Regions from separate parts of the Homo sapiens genome. Here regions 2 and 3 are each linked to region 1. The links are chromatin contacts, found by Hi-C or POLR2A ChIA-PET in ENCODE. All regions are on one chromosome and are shown on one strand. Each heading gives the region's core, a stretch centred on a gene start or an enhancer-like site at or near the end of the contact. The rest is flanking DNA. Distances are from core to core; before and after follow the strand shown. Region 1 has its middle 17 kb from the start of MIR3130-1. Region 2 overlaps CCNYL1 (cyclin Y like 1). Region 3 has its middle 25 kb from the start of CREB1.

Region 1 (4,087 bases), core at 701-3,200:
TGTTAAAGATTACTGACCATTTTTCTCTTGAGACTATTGTAGCTTTTACAGCGCTAAAAATTTTAAGCATAACACCCTTCTCTACCATCATCTTAGGCAATTTACAGAGATAAATTTATGATTTTGCATCTATAGCACATGAAGTATGGATTTTTAAAGATTCATTAGAATATATAATTCTCACATAAAAACATTTATACTCATAAACAGTATTTCCATAAAGATGATCTCATTAGATATAAAGTTTATCTCTGGTGAATTAAAGTTAATCCTGAAAATCTTGTCAACCACACATAATATATGGTACCTAATGTATCTGATACATTCTGAAACAGATAAGTGGATGAAATATTTTTAAAGCACCACATCTAGTAAGGCAGCAGAGAATTAGAAACGGATTTTATTTCTTGTTCTTCAATATAGTAATTGGTGACCTTGAGAAATGCCATTTAACCTTTTCATGTCTCAATTTTCTCATCTATAAATAGATATAATCATCACAAAGACCCGCTGTGAGCAATAGATGAGATAATCTTGAGAGCTCTAAAGCTCTACATATAACAGAAAGGCATTATTGGGATTAGGGCAGAGGATCTGCAGCTCTGCTGTTGCCTTGAACAATTTCCATGATTCTGTGACTCACTTTTACTACCTGCAAAATAGACACCGGAAGGCGTCTCTCCAGTTTTCCTTAGAAGGCAGAGTCTGTATAAGAGAAAAAAGCTGATTTCAGGGTCCAGCAGATTTAATTAGCTGCACAACCATGGGCCAACTCTCGAGTGTTAGAGAGGATAATGATGACTACCTCACAGGGTTGTGAGAATCAAATGTCTTAAAGGAGAACAGTGCTTAGTAAATAGCTAACAGTGCTCAGCCTGTACAATTGTTAGAATCAATATTGGGTTTCCACTGAAAATTACCATGGGGTTACCTTGCCGTTTACTGCCTAGGTCCAGTCATTTCTGAATAAGATTAGTTGCTATGGTTACCTTCCCAAAACACCACAGTTGAAAACGTGTTGGAGATGGGAATCGATGGTAGGAGGCTTTAGCGGAGGACACAAAGCAACTTCAGCCACTGAGACATTTTAATACATGTAAACTCCTTCCCTTGGAAACCTAAGTCACATTTTGCCAAAATGGAAATGAACTCAGGAAGTGGACTTTCAGAAGTTCTGCATTTGGCCAGCCTCCTTCCCCCATCACCAGGCCCTCAAGGACAGGTGCGTTCTGGCCCTGAACCAGCTCCAGAGCATCTCAGTTTCTTACCCCAGGATCTGGCAGTTGGAAAGATGTTGGTTGCCAGGCAGAATTCATCAGATTCACTTCCCAGATGCTATCGCTTCTGATGCCGAAAGAAAAATAGGTTGCCCAGCAATTGAGGTTGGAAAGGACAGGTGTAGCTGAGAAATGCACAGTGTTGCACAGAAAACAATAATGGGTTATTTTTGTTAAAATTCATTAGCATGCATATTTGTATATTCCAGGGGTCCTCACATCCCGCAAACATACTTAGTCTCTGGAGGGGCTAGCACTAACATCCCCGGTTAAAGTGTCCCCCACAGGAGTGTTATAAATGGTATTTGATCTGTCAGAATCAGTCACAGCTCCAACAGCTCTCAGCAAATGAATACAAGTTGGTCTGACCCTGCTTCCTGTTTCCAACTAAAGCAAACCGAAGACCTGAAGAGGCCTCACAGGCAAGAGTATTTTGCACCCGCTCCTAGTGAAAAGACTCTTTTCTGCCTGGTCTTTTTTCCCAGACATCCCAAGGAGCTGTCCTGCTCTTATTTGAAATTCAAACCAGAAGGAAGTCACCTCCGCAAATGCCAAGTGTCCAGCCTCCACTTCCATGATGATTCAGCACCACCTAGGGGCCATTGTCATTCATTTCTTGCCAGGCTCATTTCTTGCCATATTCATTTATTGCCACAATAGAATTCCTTTTTAAGTATTGCAGCTGCACCCGCCACCGCCCCCTCGCCACTGCCATCCACATAAGAAAAGTACAGAAGCTTCTCTACACACATTTTTCAAGACTCGGTTCCAGATCTACTTCAGCTGGAAACTCTGGTCCACTAGCTTAGCACACAAGGATCACTGCTGAGGAGTGTGGTTCACATTTACAATACACCACGGGGACTTCGCTTTATTATTATAAGAACTGCTATAAGCATCTACTACATGACAAGGCATATATAGTTATTTCTAATGTATACAATAGTCCTTCAAATTGGGTAGTAATCCATTTTACAGATGAAGAAACTAAGGCTCTGAGAAGTTAAGCAATTTATCCAGATCCCAAACCAGGGTTGACTTACTCTTTTCACTGTAAAACGCTGTCTCTCTAATCTTACTGTGCGTAGAGCCAACATGGCAGTGAGGGTGCTCATTTTAATGATTCTAAAGCAGAACATTCAAATAAATCTTGTCCTTCAAAGAAGTCACTTTGAAGCCTATTCTGTCATGCCAATAGCTAATGCTCATAACAATTGAGTCTCTGCTATAGGAACTGCCTTCAGAGCTATTTGTGAGCTGCACGACCTAATCTCATTACCTTAAAGTATGTTATATGTTTGAAAAAAATATGGTAGATACCATTGGAGGACTGAAGGATGTGCCATCCCAAAATTTGTATGTTGATTATTTCTAATGGAAAACAATGGAGAAATTCTAGTTTCAGAAAGGAAGAGCTGATCTATATCTTCCTGTATGGAGCAAGGGATAAAGAATCCTCTGGGACGGATACTCTTCGAAGGCCCTGAGATTTATCCATACCAGGATGAGAAAATAGCCCTTATCACCAGAGACTTGGAGGCTGCAAGGAACCCGAATAAACAAACTTACGAACAAAATAACCTTTATCTTCCACTTGCTTTACACCCCCTCATATATCTCCTGTGACTCCCCTAGAAAATTTTACTGTCCTAGCCAGATTTTCTTTCTCCTGTTGTTTCTTCTCAAATTTATCATTCTTTGTCTAAAAAGTATAAGAATATCTTACTTTGGCCTCTTGTTCAGACTTCACTTTCTTGTGAAGATCCCCAAGTACATGTAAAACTAGTAAAATTTATACATTTTTCTCTTGTTAATCTGCCTGCTGTCAATTTAGCTTCTACATCCAGCTGACCAGCCCACTAAGAGCTAACAGAAGGGTTGAAGTTGATCTCTGGTTCCCCGGTACCATGCTGTTCAAGCAGTGTAATCTCCCAGGTCCCTCCTCAGTAAATTTCGATTCAGTATCACTGGGACAGGCCCAACAGTTTGTGGTTTTGTCAAGTACATGTGACTGTAATCACCAGGAAAGCTTGAGTAACACTGGTGCGATGATACAAGCATGAGCTCTGGGGTCAGAAGGACTTGGGTGCAGATCTGGCTCTGCCTTTTTTCTAGTTGTGCACCCCTAGGAAAGGCAATTAAGGCCTTGAGTATCAGTTTATTCATCTATAAAATGAATATTAGTAATCATTAATAACCACCAAACAGGGGTGTGAAGACTGAATGATATAATGGGTGTGAAATGCTAGCACAGTGCCTGGCACATAGTAGGCACTTAATACATGGTCATTACTATTGTTAACTTAATCACCCACTCAGCTTAATGAATTTGCCCTATGTGACTTTTTGTTATTTCTAAAAATTAAATCCACAGTGAAAGGATATGAGGATACATAAAATACACTATCATAACGTATATTATACTTCATTAAAAAGTAAACAACTAAAGATCCTTAGGAAAAGTGATAGATGATAGATAGCCAGATAGGTAAATTTTAGGATAGGAAAATGTTCTAGAAATGAAAAACCAAACATTTAAAACAGTTTAACACTCAGGAGAATAACAAGTTTCTAGAAATACACACACACACACACACACACACACACACACACACACACACACACACACTGATACAAAAGGTAGAAACAATCCAAGGGCCCATCTGCAGATAAACAAAATGTGGTATATACATACAATAGAATATAATTCCATCTTTTTAAAAGGAAGGAAATTCTTTTTTTTTTCTTTGAGACAGGGTATCATTCTTTCCCCAGGCTGGAGTGCAGGGGCATGATCATGGCTCACTGCA
Region 2 (4,087 bases), core at 1,001-3,500, 950 kb before region 1:
AAGGCCCCACTATAGTGATCAGATGAAAGGAATGATGTATGCTGTTTATTAGCTCTGAAGAACTTGCAGACATTTTCACCAGGCTGATAACAGGAAGGGGCTTATTGAAGTAGAGAAGCACCAACAAAAGGAGTAGGCATATCACCACGGCAACAAATGGATCCATCAAGAGCCACTGCTATTATCTCTGAGGGGGAAAAACTCTTGAGGCAACAAGGATTCATCTCAAATAAATAAATAAGCAAGCTACATTACAGGGGAAGGGAATCCCCTCCCCCTGTCCCGGCGCATGAGGCTATGTCAAAGGGCATAATGCAAGTTTCTGCTCACTTTAATATTATGAAGGTGAGAAATTGTCACTATGACAGGGTGAGGATACTCTTTAAACTTTGGAAGGCAGAAAGATCAAAGGTGGATGTCTTGGCTAGACTAAACCCATTTTATGATATGACTTATGGTAGGTCACTGGACTTAAAAACTCAGTGTTTCTTCTGAGTTGGGAATGAAACCCTGAGGTGCTCAGTATCTACCGTCCTGGTCAGAACAGAATGTAGGAGTGAGCTGAATGCAATGGGAGAGGAAAGGGCTGGGAGTAGTAGTCGGCTACATGACCACACAGCTGCCCTTGCCAAATGCTTAAGCAAATAAACATAAAACTAGAGAAAATCTTAACCACTTTCACAGTAATCCCTATAAGGAGTTAACTGTATAAAAATGATAAATACCTAAACAACATATTTGGTTTCTTGGTTTCAAAGTTTTAATATTTTATCCACTGGGTAAGTCAACAAATGCTTGATGATCTCCTGTATGGAGAGCAGTTAATATGAGCAGAGATGTGGTTTTCTCATTTGCTGAGCTTAAAAACCCAACTGAACCTACTTCCAAAATTAATTTCCTGTTCATATGTCCATAAGCCTATAGAAATGTAAATCAGATAATGTTTTGATAATCAGCTAACCAGGACTTAATTTACTACAGCAATAAATGCACTTCACAATCCCTTTTATATTTTTTCCACTAATACATTTTAACTGTGTAGAAATATAGTACTTCATAGGATTAACACACATATTAATAGAGGTTTAATCACTGAAGAAAAGCATTATGCTTACAGAATATGCATCTTCTAGGTTTTTTGTTTTTTTTTAAATGGCTAGGTGGCTGAATAGCATACCCTTTACAGGCACAGCAAACCGTCTGAATAGCAGCTGCTCAGTTTAACTTATTCTTTTAAAGGGAAATATATTCTAACAGGACATGTAGCTGTTGAAAATTTTTAAGAAAAACCTGATAGACACCAATTTAAAATTGTTTCAATTTAGACTCAAAATGAGACCACTACAAATAGTCAACAGCAGGGGGATGAGACAAATGTATATTAAACAGTTTGTTGAAATGCTTTCCAAAGATCATAAACAAAAGCAGCCTGTTTGTAGCATAGCTCCTGGTGCTTCCCTGGGCATACACAAACAGCACTATTTAGAACTGGTCTTCTTGGAGCTGGCCCCTGCCACCACTGCTCCTGAAGCTTACATCTGTAGAAACCTGCACATTTCCCTGCAGGTTCTCTGATACTGTATCTTGAACTAGAGCACCAGTCAGTTCAGTTGCAGGTTTTGAGAACATTTTAGCTGCCATCATGGTAGGGCTAAGTGTTCATAATAATAAATTTTGCTTCCTTCAAGAAACCAGTTTGCAGACGGATGACAGCAGTGATCAAAGTCACTTTAGTTTCTGCAATTTCCAAAAGTACTTCCATTTGTTTCAAATTCATTTGCTGTCACACCCTTTGCTAAAACGGCTACCAGCAATATCACTAGGGCTGTTCGGTAAACAGTAAAGTGGTCAACTTCACCAGAAGCCACTTCAACAGCTACCACAATTACTGGTTCCTTTTTAGTCACAAGTATCCTCACTTCAGTTGTGAATATATGGTATGGTAATTCTGAATGACAGTCATATGGAGTAATGGGCAAAGGCAATAAAAACAAACTCTTGCCACTGCCTGTCATGACCTTGATCTTCCTCTGCTGCTCAACATCATCAAGAGGTGCTCCTTCATATTTTTCTAAATGCCACCCACAAAGCCATTCTCACTGTCTGGTGGGCACCCTGAGAGCCTTTGCTGGAAATGCCTCCCTGGCTCAGCCTGCCTACCAAGCTCCAAGGCCCTTCCCTTCACGGCCGACACGAGGCCAGCCTGGAAGGAACCCTGATGAAGCTGCTGTTTCAGGGTCATATTGGTGCCATCTGTGAGGAACTCCATGACTCAGCAAGGATCCTTGCACTCTCATAGGTAACTCAAGGCCCCCAAAGTGGTGCTGTGGTTGTCCGAGTGCCCAGGGAGCCTCTCGAGTGTGGTGAGCGTTGGATGATGCCCCAGCAGTGCTTCTCAGACCGCCTGAGGGGAACGCTGGAGCTTCCTAACTCAGGAGACCAATTTCTAAATACAAAAAACACTCCTAATGGGGAGGGGTCAGGGGCACAGGGATCTTCATATCTCAAGGCTTCTGTAAAAACAGACCTTCAGATAAAATGTGGAAAGACTAGCAAAAGCAAATATACAATGTGTGACTCAGGTTGAAGCTACGTAACTTCTCAATAGTCCAGAGGCCCTAAGACCTAATAGTGGCCAAACAATTATTTCAAAGGCCAGACATATGCCCTTTAAGGGCTGTTTATACCCTACTGGTCACATGAAAAGATATAAATGAATGAATGAATGAATGAATGAAAAAGAGAAAGGAGCTTGAACTGGCAGATAACTTTTTAAAAGCCATAAAGAGGCCAGGCGTAGTGGTTCATGCCTGTAATCCCAGCTCTTTGGGAGACGGAGGCGGGCGAATCACAAGGTCAGGAGTTCAAGACCAGCCTGACCAACACAGTGAAACCTCGTCTCTACTAAAAATACAAAAATTAGCCAGGCATGGTGGCGCATGCCTGTAATCCCACTGTAATCCCAGCTACTCAGGAAGCTGAGGCAGGAGAATCGCTTGAACCTGGGAGGTGGAGCTTGCAGTGAGCCGAGACTGCATCACTGCACTCCAGCCTAGGCAACCGAGCAAGACTCCGTCTCAAAACAAAAAATAAAATAAAATAAAGATATTTACTGTGCTATGTTGTTCTGGTAGTATACTTGTAAGATTTTTGCCAAAAACCACCCAAAAAATATTTTTCAATTTATCAAGCAGATTATTACACATCAAAACCTACCAAGTAATGATGGAAAATATGAAGTTAGTTTTTTTTTTTTTGAGACAGTCTTGCTCTATTGTGAACTGTTATACTAAAGATAGACAGATATAGTCTTATGCCTATTTCCATTATCTGCATAATGTAACCTTTAAAAATATTCCTTAAATTGTTAACTTTATAGGAATAAGATACTGGAAAATGGTTAGAAAGTTCACCAAAACCTTACAAACTCACATGTCCTCAACTGTAATGTCCTTGAGGATCTGGCAGTAGTCCACATTCCATACAGCCTGATCGTCCCAAACCTTGGAGGCAAGAAGAATGGCTCCCAGAACAATCCTTTTCCAGTTGGTGGGACAAATGTCGATTTCAGCATAAGTTAAAAGCCTTTCTAAGTAAACCTGTAAAATAGAGCACTGGTCTTTGATTTTAGTTCAGTTTAAATGCTTTGATAAGCTTTTTTTTTTTTTTTGAGACGGAGTTTCACTCTTGTTGCCCAGGCTGTAGTGCAATGGTGCGATCTCGGCTCACAGAACCTCCGCCTCCCAGGTTCAAGTGATTCTCCTGCCTCGGCCTCCCGACTAGGTGGGATTACAGGCATGCGCCACCATGCCCAGCTAATTTTTGTATTTTCAGTAGAGACGGGGTTTCTCCATTTTGGTCAGGTTGGTCTCGAACTCCTGATCTCAGGTGATCCACCAGATCCTCCCAAAATGTTGGGATTACAGGCGTAAGCCACCGCGCCCGGCCCCGAAATGCTTTGATAAGAATTCATGACTGACAAATTTCTTTTGTTTTTGACCAGAAAATAAGTGCCTTTTATTCTTATGTTCTACAGAGACTTTGCTTACTCAGCCAAAGCAAGACACTAAATCACAGTTGTAGGTCA
Region 3 (4,087 bases), core at 1,161-3,660, 700 kb before region 1:
ACATGAGCCACCGCGCACGGCAAGACAGACTGTGCTTTCTTAGATCAGGTATCTGGTCTTTGAGATGTCTGTTCTGGGTAGCTTTATGCAATTTAGTCAGTTTTGTATAAGGTCTGTTTTCGTTATCTTACTGCTATGTAACAAACCACCTCAAAGCAAAGTAGCTTAAAACAGTCATTTGCTTATGACTGTGGATCTGCAATTTGAGCAGGACTCAGTGGAGCTCATGCTGGGAGTACAGGCATGAGCCACCATGCCCGGCGAGACAGACTGTGCTTTCTTAGATCAGGTATCTGGTCTTTGAGATGTCTGTTCTGGGTAGCTTTACACAATTTAGTCATTTTTGTATAAGGTCTGTGTTTTCGTTATCTTACTGCTATGTAACAAACCACCTCAAACAAAGTAGCTTAAAGCAGTCATTTGCTTATGATTCTGTGGATCTGCAATTTGAGCAGGACTCAGTGGAGAAGTCTGGCCTCTGCTCTTCATGTGGTGGCTGGCCTTGACTGGATAGAAGGATCCAATATGGCCTTCCTCACATGTCTGGAACTGGCTGTCAACTGGGGCACCTCGGTGTTCTTCTAGGTGACTCTCTAGCAGTACAGCAGTATACCCTGGACTTTCTTACATGGAGGCTTGGAGCTCCAAGGGGGCAAGATAGAGGTTCTAAAGCTTCTTTAGAAAGCCTAAGCCTAGCAATTAAACTGAGTCCTTTCTGCTAGAATCTCTTGGTCGAAACAAATAATGAAACCAGCCCAGATTCAAGAGGAGAGGAAGCAGACTTCATCTATTGATGGGAGGAGTGGCAAAGTCACAGCAAAAAAGAGCATGCAGTGGGGAGGGATTATTATAGCTATCTCTGCAACAGACTGCCACAGTCAGAAATGAGAATGCCAGTATTACAGTAGGAACCTCATATAATTGTCATGTGGACATAGACCTATCATTTATTGGATTTTATCCCTATCAGGACCAAAGTGTAATTTGGATAAAACACTTCCAAAATATTTTGGTTTACTAATAGAAGTGTGGCAAGATCAAACAGGGTTTTAGAAAGGTTTGTTGGTTATTGAAAAAATGTTTCCATTTCTTCACTGATAAAAAAGTTCAAAAATGGGGACAAGTTGAAAATAAGTTCATAAATATTTTTCTGCTGGTCTTCTTTAAATACATGAGTATTTTGATTGAAAGTTGATGTCAACTTTTGAAAGTCAGCATTTAAAAAAATAATGTTCTACCTATGCAATGTGAATTTCCACATAAAAGAGGTCATGTTTATAGTCTGTTTTTATATGTGGTATAATTTAGAGTATGAGAAAGAGACTCCTCTTTCCCTCCCCCATCCAATGAAATTTTTACCAGTGCCTGAAATATTACCAGGAGTGATTCACTATTTGTTTCAAGCATTGCTCACTTTCACTGGGTTTTAACATAGCAAATATTTCTTGGAAGGAAAGGACAGGAAGTAGCACTGTGGTATGAATAATTTAGAGAAGCATTCTTTCTGAGGTTCCTGGGTGTCTTTGGAGGAAGGCGGTTCTGAAAGGCAGGAGGTGGGTGTGGTGGAGCAGGGGAGGATGAAGAATGTGGGATAGAGGTACTGAGCCCACATTTCTCTACCTCACATAGCCTGCTGCTTAGGAGGCATGATTAGGCTGATGTGATTCTGAACCTACTTTTTATTTTGGATAGAACATATTGTACCTATAATATGGTATTCATGCTCTCTTTGTGTTTTTTCCTAAACACTTTTCCACAAAGGGTATTTATTTACCCTTAAAATTTTATCTCCAGTAATGTGCTTTAGGGCCTTTCTCTTATAATAACTTTTAGCTTTTGTGATTTTCCTTTGGAACTAAATATCCCTTTGAGCCTGTCCTTTTCATCCTATTTTCCAAGGTCTAAGACACAGTCCTGGCATTCTAGGGGCCTCTGAAATTGCTGGTCCACTGTGGGAAAATCCCGGCTTGGGCAGAGTCAGTGTTGTTTTGTTCGCCAGGTGTTGAATAGACTGCAGAGTGAAGCTGCCTCACAGCCTGTGTTTTCCTGGTTTGAATAGCAAGCTTAGTTACTTCATTGACTTTCTTAAGGGTACCCGGTTCCTCCTTTTAATTTATGCCTTTACCCAGTGAAAACTAAATCCAACTCAGAAACCCCTCATAATTTTATTCTAGGGAGTTACTTTTGTTTGAGGAGCTAATATAGTTACAGGACTGTGATTTTATTATTCCCACAGAAAGCAAAAAGCACGAGCCTGTTCTGCGGTTCAGATGAAAAGCTCTGTGACTAACAGGATTCTTTCTTCCTTTCTTTCTTTTTTTGGGTTCCATTTCTCTCATTAGCTGCCAGGTCGTTTCATGACAGTTCTCCCAGCTGAAGTGATTTATCACGTAGAGTGAAGAAGTGGGAACTGTGTCGTTTCTTTTTACCCCCTGACAGTGGGGCTTCTCCTCCTGCTGTCAGGGCACGCCAACAGCCCATTGCTTTGGTGGTATGGGCTGAGGAAAGGAAGCTTGACTTGTAACTATTGCGGTTCTGCAGAAGGCCCTGGCATGTAGGGCAGTGAGCCAGTGGCTGCAGTCTGCCTCCTGGTGCTCCCTCCTAAAGCCAAAGGCTCTTGGAAGAAAAGACTTAGTTTTGCAGCCAAACTAGAGGTGGAGGTCTTTCTGCGGTAGTCATGGTAATCTACTCAGTATAGATTTTATAGTTAAGCAGAGGCTGCCGTAAGGAAAACTGGGGCCAGAGCTGGACGGGCATTTGCCTCTTGAAAGGCTCTGCCTGTGGCTCCTCCTCCACCCCCAGCTGGCTGATAGGATCCCCAGGAATATCCACAGGCTGTTGAAGGCTCCTCGGTGTTAGTGTCCCATCCTGTCTTCCTTAGTCCCTCTTTTCTCCCCAACCATTTCATATTAGCAAGCACATTTTTTTTTAAACTTTTAAGTTCAGGGGTAATAGGTTACGTAGGTAAGCTGCAGGTTTGTTACACAAGTAAACTTGTCTCATTTCATCACCCAGGTATTAATCCTATTAGGTATTTTTCCTGATCCTCTCCCTCCTCCCACCCTCCACCCTCCAATAGGCCCCAGTGTGTGTTATTCCCCTCTGTGTGTCCGTGTGTTCTCATCATTTAGCTTCCACTTATAAGTGAGAACATGAGGTATTTGCAGTGTGACGAATCCAATAGTAGCTTACAGTTATGACAACAGCTGAAGAAGCTGGTGATAAAGGCATGTTTTGTCTTGATGTCAGTTAGAGGTCTACCTGAAAAATAGGTGAGCCATAGACAGTGAATAAATCAAACAAGTGCAAATTTGATAACAAGATGGACCAATAAGTTGTCAATAAGTGGAGAACAAATGTAATACAATTCCTGGTATTCTCTTGGAGAAACCTCTGCTTATGAGTCCTCTAGCTTTCAGCCTCTGTGCCTGGGCTCCATCTATATATCTAGACTCATCCCAGTTACTGAGCCAGTTATGACAAATAGGGAATATGTCAGTATACCAGAAAAGTATAATCCAGAAAAGAGAAACCCTGCTGAGCATTTGAAACAGAGGGAATATGCAGGGAACTGGTTATACAGGAGACAAAAGAGCTGAGAAGCCAAACAATGGATGGTGAGATAATCCAAAGAATTGTGATAGCAGAAAACCAGTACCACTTCTAAACTGGAGGTCAACAGGGAGGAGGTCGTATTTTTTTTTTTTTAAACCGAAGAGGAGGCACTAGGGTCATCTGTTGGGAGCTGGAGCCAGAGAAGAGATGCTGAGATACTGCCCAAGGCAGAGAGGGAGGAGGAAAAATATCCTGGGAAATACAGCTTGCAGTGGTCAGTCTCCTGGGACCCAGAGAACAGCAGCAGAGCGTGAGGACTGGCCCAGGCAGGAAGCCCCATGCAGTGTGTGCATGGGAGGGAGGGAGCTCAGAATCGAGTCTTGGCTGGGGGTGGACCTTGTGTCCACAGTTCTAGGGATGACTACTGCCTGCTGTGAAATCTACCAGTGGCAGCACCTTCTGTCATCACGAGGTCTGGTAGGGTGTGGTGGCTGAGAGAACTGTATCGTTCTTGATAGACATGTGGGTCCCA

What was found. Hi-C counts contacts between places; a loop is a spot of excess contacts on that map. ChIA-PET counts read pairs that join two places held with the same protein, here RNA polymerase II (POLR2A). Pooled maps may share reads with other maps.
Region 2: a map of IMR-90 shows a loop between it and region 1 (4-fold over the local background). The contact joins two enhancer-like sites. A Hi-C loop is called at or near these places in 6 of 168 maps with a recorded cell type or tissue (Calu3, IMR-90, K562 and 3 more), 1 of 37 single-sample maps with no recorded cell type and 10 of 50 pooled maps. POLR2A ChIA-PET finds 5 or more read pairs at or near these places in 1 of 52 experiments (AG04450).
Region 3: a loop to region 1 is called in a pooled map, with 2.7 times the contacts of the local background. The contact joins two enhancer-like sites. A Hi-C loop is called at or near these places in 4 of 50 pooled maps. POLR2A ChIA-PET finds 5 or more read pairs at or near these places in 2 of 52 experiments (PC-9 and activated CD4-positive, alpha-beta memory T cell).

What each region holds. Positions count from the first base shown.
Region 1 is chr2:206,798,479-206,802,565 of GRCh38, reverse strand. No RefSeq gene overlaps it. Among named protein-coding and RNA genes, the nearest start is that of MIR3130-1, 17 kb to the right of the region's middle. Within about 2 kb of position 1,950, at least 2 of the 41 ENCODE cell types and tissues checked have a DNase peak (open chromatin) inside an H3K27ac peak, as active enhancers do.
Region 2 is chr2:207,746,559-207,750,645 of GRCh38, reverse strand. It overlaps CCNYL1 (cyclin Y like 1), which reads right to left. Exons shown (of 10, transcript NM_001330218.2): 8 at 3,433-3,599. Among named protein-coding and RNA genes, the nearest start is that of MIR4775, 6.2 kb to the left of the region's middle. Within about 2 kb of position 2,250, at least 3 of the 41 ENCODE cell types and tissues checked have a DNase peak (open chromatin) inside an H3K27ac peak, as active enhancers do.
Region 3 is chr2:207,503,319-207,507,405 of GRCh38, reverse strand. No RefSeq gene overlaps it. Among named protein-coding and RNA genes, the nearest start is that of CREB1, 25 kb to the left of the region's middle. RefSeq lists an enhancer at 3,808-3,867. Within about 2 kb of position 2,410, at least 14 of the 41 ENCODE cell types and tissues checked have a DNase peak (open chromatin) inside an H3K27ac peak, as active enhancers do.